Linked DNA regions of Homo sapiens: region 2 is linked to region 1. The links are chromatin loops, found by intact Hi-C in ENCODE. Cell type or tissue: PC-3. All regions are shown on one strand. Each heading gives the region's core, and the rest is flanking DNA. Links, peaks and the distances in the headings are about the cores only.

What was found. Peaks named below come from ENCODE experiments on the same cell type or tissue, not always from the same donor. Only the 100,000 strongest peaks of a DNase experiment are listed, where the experiment ranks them.
Region 2: it touches region 1 in a loop (7-fold over the local background); 4 of 110 quality-filtered maps call a loop at or near these places.

What each region holds. Positions count from the first base shown.
Region 1 is chr3:155,699,089-155,704,473 of GRCh38, reverse strand. PLCH1 (phospholipase C eta 1) reads left to right here. Exons shown (of 23, transcript NM_014996.4): 2 at 210-328. The coding sequence starts at 250. Among named protein-coding and RNA genes, the nearest start is that of PLCH1, 43 kb to the left of the region's middle. In PC-3, for the core only: a CTCF peak has its summit at 2,391 (motif pointing right); a DNase peak (open chromatin) is centred at 973.
Region 2 is chr3:155,858,027-155,863,411 of GRCh38, reverse strand. LOC105374174 (a long non-coding RNA gene) reads right to left here. Exons shown (of 3, transcript XR_924607.4): 2 at 5,080-5,160; 3 at 1-764. Among named protein-coding and RNA genes, the nearest start is that of SLC33A1, 6.3 kb to the right of the region's middle. RefSeq lists enhancers at 681-740, 5,335-5,385. In PC-3, for the core only: a CTCF peak has its summit at 3,324 (motif pointing right); a DNase peak (open chromatin) is centred at 671.

The DNA.
Region 1 (5,385 bases), core at 240-5,239:
CTGTTTTGATATGCTAAATGTCATTCTAGACCCTGGGAAGACTTGTGAGAAATTTCTTAGGGCCTGGGGGATTCCAGCTCCATGTGTGGAGAAGTTGTATGCCGTATATGTTGCCCCGTAATGCTGGGCAACCGATGGCATTATGCTACCAGTGTGAGCGTGTGGCTGCCGTTTTCTTCATTTTTGTCTCATTCTGTTTCCCTTGACAGGGCAATTTGGTTTTGATGCTGTGCCAGAAATCTTCTGACAATGAGTTACTGGAACTTGGAAAAAAGGAACTGTGTGCAGTACCGCAGGCATTTTCTGGTGGACAACAGTGTGTTTCATGGTAAGCTGTCTCTTGTATTTATGTAGTTGGATCTTTTATTTTGTTTCTGACAGGACTTTTATTCTAGCACTCTAGATGCAAATATGGTATAATTGTTGGATGGAACCAAGAGCTTGAGTTAACTTGTTTATGAATAATTACCCAAGAAGTCCCATTGCACTTACTATCTCCACTTGTAAGGAATGGGCCCCACCTCAACGACTATAATAGTGTTATCTCTTTCTATTTCGTAGGGTAGTTGGTACCAGTGCCTTTCCTCTTCTACCACACTGTCAACTCCAGTAATATCCCTTTCTGATGTTTGTAATTATTTTGGGTGAGGGCCATATAATTGTTCAGTTAATATTTGTGGATCACCAGTCAATGCTTATTACCAGCATAGCATGGCCTTCCAAATTGAGATGTTAGAGGGTGCTTGTGGCCACCTGCTTTAGACACTTATTGAAGAGAAGTCCACCCACTTTTATTGCTGTCCTTTAGGGCTTTCAGACTTATCTATATATTATGTCCCATATAACAACAGAACAGAAGAGTTTGCAGCACTAAACCGTTACTATCAGGGTGGAGGACTGCAGCTGTGAATCAGAGAGTAATCAATATTAGTCATTTTCATGGCAAACTAAGACAAATTGCCTTTACCCTGCTGGTATCTGTTTGTTTTGTGGTATACAGTCAGGGATAAGCTCTGTCAATCCTGCTGTCAAGATACCCCAGGGTGAAACTGATTTAAAAGCCAAAGACTTATGTGGTGCCAGAATTTTTGGAGTAATCTCTATCAGAGGCCTGTGGAATTGTAGAGGGAACAGAGAGATTTCAGGGGGAGTGGAGTGCTCTTTAACAGAATCCTATAATCTAAGCTGCTTTCACCTTTCTAAGATTGTTCTGAAGTCTTCCCCAATTTGATGACAGACTTAATGTTTATTATTGCTTTAAACTAAGTTTAAGATAACAAATTTAACCTTACTTTATTAAGCACTTTGGTGTTTATAGTGTTTTTTCAACGTTCATTATACAACCTCACTAAAAGCCCTTGTAAAGTAGAGAGTGATTTCATTTTACAGATGAAGAAAGAGAAACAGAGATGAAATAACTGCCCAAGTTGATGTAACTAATTAGGTATTAGCAATGTCAGCATGAAAATTTCTGCCTCCACCTTTCCAGGTTGGTTCTCTTGACATTCCAGTGGTGAAGTGCCCTTAGCAGAGGAGGCGTGGGAATGGCGACTTGACCCTGTGGCACTGAGGTTCTGCGTTGCTTTTCTCTAGCCTCAGCCAAGGGTCCTGTTCATTGCTTTATCTCTCATGCAGTGTTTGATTTATGTATTGTTCTGTTGCAAATTTATTCGTATTAAAAAATAGTAAATATGATAATAGAAAAATCACGGGAGTTAGAAGAACTAGGTTTATTTTTTCAAGCTTTATTTTGTGCCAGTTTTTAAAGAATTTAGATTTAAGTGCCTTAAACTCATTATTATTTTCATTATTTTAGAATGCCTTTATTCAGAGATCTCAAAGGCTATAATCATTTAAAATTTTTTCTATGTATTTTTATAGTCGTATTACCAATTAGTTTATTACTATATTGCAGATACTTATGCTAAGGGCTTGATGACCATTAACATTGTCATACGGAATCCTTTCAAGGACTTTGCTATAGCTATTATTCAACCCATTTTATGAATGGGGTAACTAAAGCTTGTGGAGATTGTAAAATGGTGACCTAAAATTCAAATCCTGATCTGCCTAATTCCAACACCTCACTGTTTTTTCTTCTTTCAGGCTGCCATCTCCGTTTTAATTAAAAAAAAAATTAACATTCTGAGGCTTAAGTTCTATATAACAGTATTTGCTCTGTTGTTGACTAGCAGTGTACGGTCTTGGACAAGTTACGTAATCTTTCAGGAACTCAGTTCTCTTTTCTGTGAAATGAGCATGCTGGTCTCAATGATTTTTGAGGCTGTTTCTAGTTCTAAACTCAGATTCCACTGAAGTATTTCTGAGAATTACAATTACTGTATTGTCTGAGCTCCCTTTTCACTAAACACAAGATACACAAGGGGGCAGTATAACACTTAAAATATGAATTGGTTACTTCTTACATTCAAGAATTACTCTTTCGAAAGGATTTAGAGATATTAAATCCTCCCAAGATTAAAAGAATCAACTCCGATTAGAACAATGATTCTATTCATTTATAATACAGCAATAGCTTTATATATTTCTGATAGTGTAAAATATCATTTTGGATTTCCTTGCCTCAGGATATATTGTAATTCAGGAAAGAAAGATGCCTTTTGCTCTTCTTCTACCTCTGCTGAAAATGAATCTGTTAACATAGGAACTTACTTGACTTAAGGAAGAATTGTGAGAAGTCTTGGGATATTTTAAACCAAGGGAGCTCTAGTGGTAATGTCTTTGTAGAGGATTTCAGAACATTTCTGAGAAAAGAAAGGGACAGGACATGTTGAGTAGGAAATGTCAGATTTCTCTTGGGCTTCTTGAACATTTACTGACCACACTTTTGCTTATTCACTTTGGCTTCTCCTTGTTTTTGTTGATAACTCTCCTTACATAACAAAATCAACCAAAACAAAAAGAAACAAAACTTCTTCCATAAATGGAAAAGAACCATTTCCCGTGCAGAATAATAGACTTTTGGAATAAGCAGACTTGGATGTATAAATTATGCCAGCCAGGGTCTCTTTCTACAGACAAACTTCAGCAGTGTTGCCAGGATAAAAGAGCTATGTTAAAATGAGAACTCTAAAATGGTCAATAGCAGCAAAAATAAAAATGTAACATTTGTGTAGTTTCACAGTTCATAAACCATATTCATAGCCTCATTTTCTGATTATAGAGGTGGTATATTCTCATTGGAAACAATTTAGAATATTACCCACAATCCCAGAACCCAAAGAGAAAGAGACTGTTAAACCTACTGTTAAGAGTCTGCTTATGTCCGGCCTTTTATCTACCTACTATTTCATCTTCACATTTCAGAGGCAGGAATGAAATATCTGGAAAGGTTGGGAAATAGTGCTTAACGGAAATGAACTGGTTGAATTGACTACTATGTCCAGCGATGAGAGAAACCTTGTTAGGAATGATGAATTTTTGTATTTCCCTCTTGTCTGTCTTTTGCCTGGATTTTTAGGAAAAACCCAAAGGAATTTGCACCTATCAGAGAAGCTAATCTCTGGGATCTTCCCCTACTTGACTTTTATTCTTCTGATATGTTTGCAATAGAAAAAAATCTTGAGCAAAGAATGTTTGGTGCGGTATGAACCCTGTCTTAATGGCTTATACCTTCATGATTTATCCTGATTTGAAAATTGCCTATACCTTCAGCTGTTTCTCCTGCTTTCAGTGAATTGCAGTATTTTTTTTTCTGACCTGGGATGCAGTCTTGATTCTTAACCAATAATGAGTGTATTTGCAATTAATATGCACATGCAATTTCTTATGCACATAAGCCTTTCCAAACATTTGAGCTCCTTACTAAGTGACTTAATGTTTGTCTTCACATACTGCTAGTTATAATTGTACTATTGGAAAAAGTATTAATTGCTTTCCTGTAAGTTATTAGGTTATCATCTCAACTTCTTATGGGAAAATTTGTTTTTGTTGCCATCATGTTGTTAAATGAATATTTCGGAATAACCATTACAAATCTAAACTAGAAACATTTTGGACTGAATTAGGAGTATCTTTTACTATCTAGGGATAAAATTAAGGGTAATTCTCTTATTAAATATTTATGCAGTATGCCTTTTCAAGAAGTTGCCTTATATATATGTTAATACTTTTACTTTGCCTCAGAACTACATTTTAATAAAACTAATTGACTTAGTTAATTAATTAAAGGATTACTTTTTATCCAGCCTCCCCTTCCTGGCCACAGACCTAGTTGGTGATGTGAGGGTAGAAACTTGACTGCTAGTTTGTAATGGAAAGTAGGCTGAAACGGGATCCTGAAGACTAGTTCTAATCCAAGTTTAACAACTAACTTGTGTAGCCTCATGTCACTTCTGGGGCCCTCAGTTTCCCTGTCTTTCAGGTGAGGATTTTGCCAGATTGTAAAGTTCCCTTATAGCAGCAAGGTGTGAGGTCTCTGTGTAGTCAAACATCAAGATAGGTGTATGATAGATGGAAGTGTTCTTCAGGCCGGGGGTATGAGAATGAAAGGCTGGCAAGATGGCATTGAAGAGAAGATAAGATTTCTTTTTGGACTGTAAACTTTGTAGTTAGTGTTGCACTGGCAAAATGCTGCATTTCCCTTTAGGGGAGAGAGGTAGTGGTGTGTGTGTGTGTGTGTGTGTGTGTGAATGGTCACAGGTTTCTCCTGACCATGGAGAGACCAATATCTAGGACTGACACACAAGCTTTCAGGACAAATGTGATTATATTCAAAAATGAAGAGTGAAAAGCTCTCCCTCACTGGAGTTCCATCTGCACTGGAAGAAAAGAGAAGAATTCCAGATCCTGACTGGAAAATATGCAAGGAGAATGAAATTATGCAAAAGTGAATTAGGGTTCCAATTGATTTCAGCCAGTTTATTAGACTTTGGCAGCCTGCCTGCTTTAGGTTTGTGGGGCATCACTAGATTTTATGTTAGAGTAGCATTTCTTTACTGAATCAAAGCCTAGCTTTTCCAGCCATAACTTTATAAGTCTCCTTTTCTAGGTCCAGAAAATACCTGTGCACATAGAATTCCTATTATTGCAATGACAATCAAGATTTCATGAACATCATTAAGATTAAAAGTATCAGGCTGGGCGCAGTGGTTCACGCCTGTAATCCCAGCACTTTGGGAGGCCGAGGCAGGTGGATCACCTGAGGTCAGGAGTTTGAGACCAGCCTGGCCAACATGGCGAAACCCTGTCTCTATTAAAAATACAAAAAATTAGCTGGGTGTGGGAGTGGATGCCTGTAATCCCAGCTACTTGGGAGGCTGAGGCAAGAGAGTCGTTTGAACCTGGGAGGTGGAGGTTGCAGTGAGCCGAGATGGCGCCACTGCACTCCAGCCTGGGCAACAAGAGCAAAACTGTCTCAAAAAA
Region 2 (5,385 bases), core at 287-5,286, 160 kb before region 1:
TTAAAGAAATCCGTAAAGATAAAAACCTCAAATCGGGCTGTGTCACTCTCGAGTATGTTCACACTCCCCTTTCTTGAATATGTAATTTTCTCTTTGCAATAAACCTCCATACTTTTATAACCGCCCAATGGGTTCACCTTGCCCGCTGCCTAGACAGAGCCAATCTATCAAGATGGGAATTGCCATAGAGAGAGAGTAATTCACACAGAGCCGGCTGTGTGGGAGACCAGAGTTTTATTACTGCTCAAATCAGTCTCCCTAAGCATTCAGGGATCAGAGTTTTTAAGAACAAATTGGCTGGGCGCAGTGGCCCATGCCTGTAATCCCAGCACTTTGGGAGGCCGAGGCGGGTGGGTCACGAGGTCAGAAGTTTGAGACCAGCCTGACCAACATGGTGAAACCCTGTCTCTACTAAAAATGCAAAAGTTAGCCGGGCATGGAGTCGCACACCTGTAATCCCAGCTACTCGGGAGGCTGGGGCAGGAGAATTGCTTGAACCTAGGAGGCGGAGGTTGCTGTGAGCAGAGATCACGCCACTGCACTCCAGCCTGGGCGACAGGTGAGACTTGGTCTCAAAAAAAAAAAGAACAAATTGGTGGGTTGGAGGAAGCCAGTGAGCCGAGAGTGCTGATTGGTCAGAGATGAAATCATAGGGAGTTGAAGCTGTCTTCTTACACTGAGTCACTTCCTGGATGGGGGCCACAAGATCAGATGAGCCAGTTTATCCATCTGGGTGGTGCCAGCTGATCCATCGAGGACAGGGTCTACAAAATATCCCAAGCACTGGTCTTAGGTTTTATAATAGTGATTTCTTTCTTTTCTTTCTTTCTTTCTTTTTTTTTTTTTTTTTTGAGACAGACTTTCGCTCTTGTTGCCCAGGCTGGAGTGCAGTGGTGCCATCTCGGCTCACCACAACCTCAGCTTCCTGGGTTCAAGTGATTCTCCTGCCTCAGCCTCTCAAGTAGCTGGGGTTACAGGCATGTGCCACCACACTTGGCTAATTTTGTATTTTTAGTAGAGACAGGGTTTCTCCATGTTGGTCAGGCTGGTCTCAAACTCCCAACCTCAGGTGATTTGCCCACCTCGGCCTCCGAAAGTGCTGAGATTACAGGCATAAGCCATCACACCAGCCTATAATAGTGATTTTTATCCCCAGGAGCGATTTAGGGAGTGTCAGAATCTTGTAGCCTCCAGCTGCATGACTCCTAAACCATAATTTATAATCTTTTGACTAATATGTTAGTCCTACAAAGGCAGTCTAGTCCCCAGGCAAGAAGGGGATTTGTTTTGGGAAAAGGCTGTTATCATCTGTGCCTCAAACTATAAACTATAAACTAAGTTCTTCCTAAAGCTAGTTTGTCCCATGCCCAGGAATGAACTAGGACAGCTTGATGGTCAGAGGCAAGATGGAGTTGGTCAGGTTAGATCTCTTTCTCTGTCTCAGTTATAATCTTGCACTGACGGTTTCACTTTCATTATCTTCCAACTAATCCTTGAATTGCTTCTTGGGAAGGTGTCAAGAGCCTGGACACTGGTTGGGGTTGAGGCCCCACCAGCATTTGGGGACCTCCCTAACCCACTGGTATCAATAAGACCTAACAATCCTATTCCTAGGTATTTGCCCAAGAGAGATGAAAAGATATGTTTACACAAAAACCTGTATGCAAATGTTTATAGTGACATTACTCATACAAAAAATGGGAAACAATCCAAATGTTCTTCAACTGGTCAGTAGATAAATACACTCTGGCATATCCATACAATGGAATATTACTGGGGAGAAAAAAAGAAGGAGGTGGGGATGCGGGACAATGATATCAATGAATCTCAATGCATTATGCTGACTGAAAGAAGACACACTCAAAAGCTACATTTTGTATGATTCCATTTACATGATATTTTGGAAAAAGCAAAGCTATAGGGAGAGAAAATAGATCGGTGGTTACCAGAGGTTGGGGAATGGGTGGAGAGGTTGACTTCAGATGGGCACAAGGGTATGTACTTTTTGGAGTTGACGGACCTATTCCATATCTTGATTGTGGTGGTGGTTCTATAACTATCTATTTGTTAAAACTCATAGAACCGGGTGATGGGTACGCCAAAATCTCAGAAATTATCACTAAACATCTTATTCATGTAACCAAACACCACTCATTCCCCCAAAAACCTATAAAAAAATATATATTTTTTGAGACTGAGTCCTGCTCTGTAGCCCAGGCTGTGAGTGTAGTGGTGCGATCTTGGCTCACTATAACCTCCATCTCCCGGGTTCAAGCAATCCTCCCGCCTAAGCCTCTCAAGTAGCTGGGATTACAGGTGTGCGCCACCATGCTTGGCTAATGTTTATATTTTTAGTAGAGATGGGGTTTCATCATGTTGGCCAGGCTGGTCTAGAACTCCTGATCTCAAGTGATCTACACGCCTCGGCCTCCCAAAGTGCTGGGATTACAGGCGTGAACCACCGTGCCTAGCCTAAACCTATGGAAATTAAAAAAACAAAACAAAACACCCAAAAACCTCATAGGGCCGGGCATGGTCGCTCACGTCTGTAATCCCAGCACTTTGGGGGCCAAGGCAGGCAGATCACTTGAGGTCAGGAGTTCAAGACTAGCCTGGCCAACATGGCGAAACCCCATATCCACTAAAAATACAAAAATTAGCCAGGTGTGGTGTCATGCACCTGTAGTCTCAGCTACTCAGAAGATTGGGGCAGGAGACTCGCTTGAACCTGGGAGACAGAAGTTGCAGTGAGCCAAGATTGCATCACTGTACTCCAGCCTGGGCAACACAGCGAGACTCTGTCTCAAAAGAAAACAAAAGGCCAGGTGCCGTGGGTCACACCTGTAATGCCAGCACTTTGGGAGGCCAAGGTGGGTGGATCACCTGAGGTCAGGAGTTCAAGACCAGTCTGGCTAACATGGTGAAATCCAGTCTCTACCAAAAATACAAAATTTGTCAGATGTGGTGGCAGGCGCCTGTAATCCCAGCTACTCAAGAGGCTGAGGCAGGAGAATTGCCTGAACCCAGGAGGTGAAGATTGCAGTGAGCCAAGATCACGCCACTGTACTCCAACCTGGGTGACAGAGCAAGACTCTGTCTCAAAAACAAAACAAAACAAAAAACACACAAAAAACAAACTCATAGAACTGTACACTAAAAAGGGCCAATTTTACTGGATATAAATTATACCTCAATAAACCTGATTCCCACCTCAAAAATAAACAATTTTAAAATTCTCAGGAATATATAGAAGATACAGTTCAGATCTCAGTGAAATGACTGGAAAACCAGAGAAGAAATCTACAATCAGACATAGGTATATGAAGGGTCCACTAGATGGTGGTATTAATTTTTGTAACAGAGCCTAGAAAAACGAAGCAAAGACATCACAGGCGTGGCAGTGGAGTAGTTTTTTGAAAAATGTTCTTGAAGATTATTGCTGTAATTCCTAATATATTGTCACCTTGATTTTTGTGTTTTTGCTAAGCCAGGTGTCCTGGCCTTCCACTGATTCTGGGAGGCCATCAATATCCTTCCAGTAAAATTCTCTCTTTCAGTTTTGTTTTGTTTCTGAAACAGACTGAATAGCAGCATTAATAGCGGTGGTTAACCAATTTGTTTGTTTGTTTTTTGAGATGGAATATTGCTCTTGTTGCCCAGGCTGGAGTGCAACGGCGTGATCTCGGCTCACTGCAACCTCCGTCTCCTGAGTTCAATAATTCTCCTGCCGGCCGGACATGGTGGCTCATGCCTGTAATCTCAGCACTTTGGGAGGCCAAGGTGGGTGGATCACCTGAGGTCAGGAGTTCGAGACCAGCCTGGCCAACATGATAAAACCTCATCTCTACTACAAATGCAAATATTAGCCGGGTGTGGTGGCACGCACCTGTAATCCCAGCTACTCAGGAGGCTGAGGCAGGAGAATCGCTTGAACCCAGAAGGTGGAGGAGGTGCAGTGAGCCAAGATCACGCCACTGTACTCCAGCCTGGGTGACAGAGCAAGACCCCATCTCAAAAAAATAAAAATAAAAATAATTCTCCTGCCTCAGCCTCCTAAGTATCTGAGTTTACAGGCATGCGCCACCATGCCCAGCTAATTTTGTATTTTTAGTAGAGATGGGGTTTCACCATGTTAGCCAGGCTGGTCTCAAACTCCTGACCTCAGGTGATCCACCCACCTCACCCTCCCAAAATGCTGGAATTACGGGCGTGAGCCACCATGCCCGGCCTGTTTTGAGGTTTTTGTTGTTGTTTTTGTTCTCATTTTCCTTTATGGAGAATTTTAAATATGTACAAAATAAACAGAATGGTCTCATATGAACCCTTAGTGTACCTATCACCAAGCTTCAATAGTCTTTGATAATCTGCCATTTTAAATTCAAGCCTCCATGACCACCAATCCCCATGCAAATAGTTTGTTTGTTTGTTTGTTTGAGACGGAGTCTCGCTCTGTCGCCCAGGCTGGAGTGCAGTGGCGGGATCTCAGCTCACTGCAAGCTCCGCCTCCCGGGTTCACGCCATTCTCCTGCCTCAGCCTCCCAAGTAGCTGGGACTACAGGCGCCCGCCACTACGCCCGGCTAATTTTTTGTATTTTTAGTAGAGACGGGGTTTCACCGTTTTAGCCGGGATGGTCTCGATCTCCTGACCTCGTGATCCGCCCGCCTCGGCCTCCCAAAGTGCTGGGATTACAGGCGTGAGCCACCGCCCGGCCATAGTTTTTTTATAGTTGTTTGTTTGTTTTTTGAGATAAAACTCTTATGTATTTTGAAATGCAGAAATTTTAACTGTGCAATTTCAATTTGTTTTTGAAGGACCTAGTTTGGAAGTTTCTAAGAACATAGAGTAAAAAGAAAAAGGAAAGTTATGAGAAAAAGCTTAAGGGGTAATTCCAGTAAACAAAATATAAGTTTACTAGGACTTTTAGGGGGAATTAATGAAGAGGAAAAAATGAAAAAGCAAAGATATTATTAAGGAAAATTTCTCTAAAATCAAGAAAGATTTGAAACTTTGTTAAAAAAGACCTAATAAATGTTGAACAAGATTAATAGAAAAACATATATGTATTATACAATACATACCTTCATACATCCTGGTGAAAATTCTGAACTTCAAGGATAAAGCGAATTTTCACAAGCTTTCAACTGGAAAACACAGGATACCTATAAAGGGACAAGGAAAAAAAAAAAAAGCAAGAAAGGATCATGGCGACCACCAGAAGGGTTTTATATTTGGCAGTTTCACCAGCTTCCCCAAAACACATCAATCAGGGAACACCAGTATTCCAAAAGAAAGGGGAAATGATATTAACTGAAGTGAGTTAGGGGAGTTGAAAATGCAAAAAAAACAAAAACAAAAAACAAAAACAGCTATTCATGACAGTATGG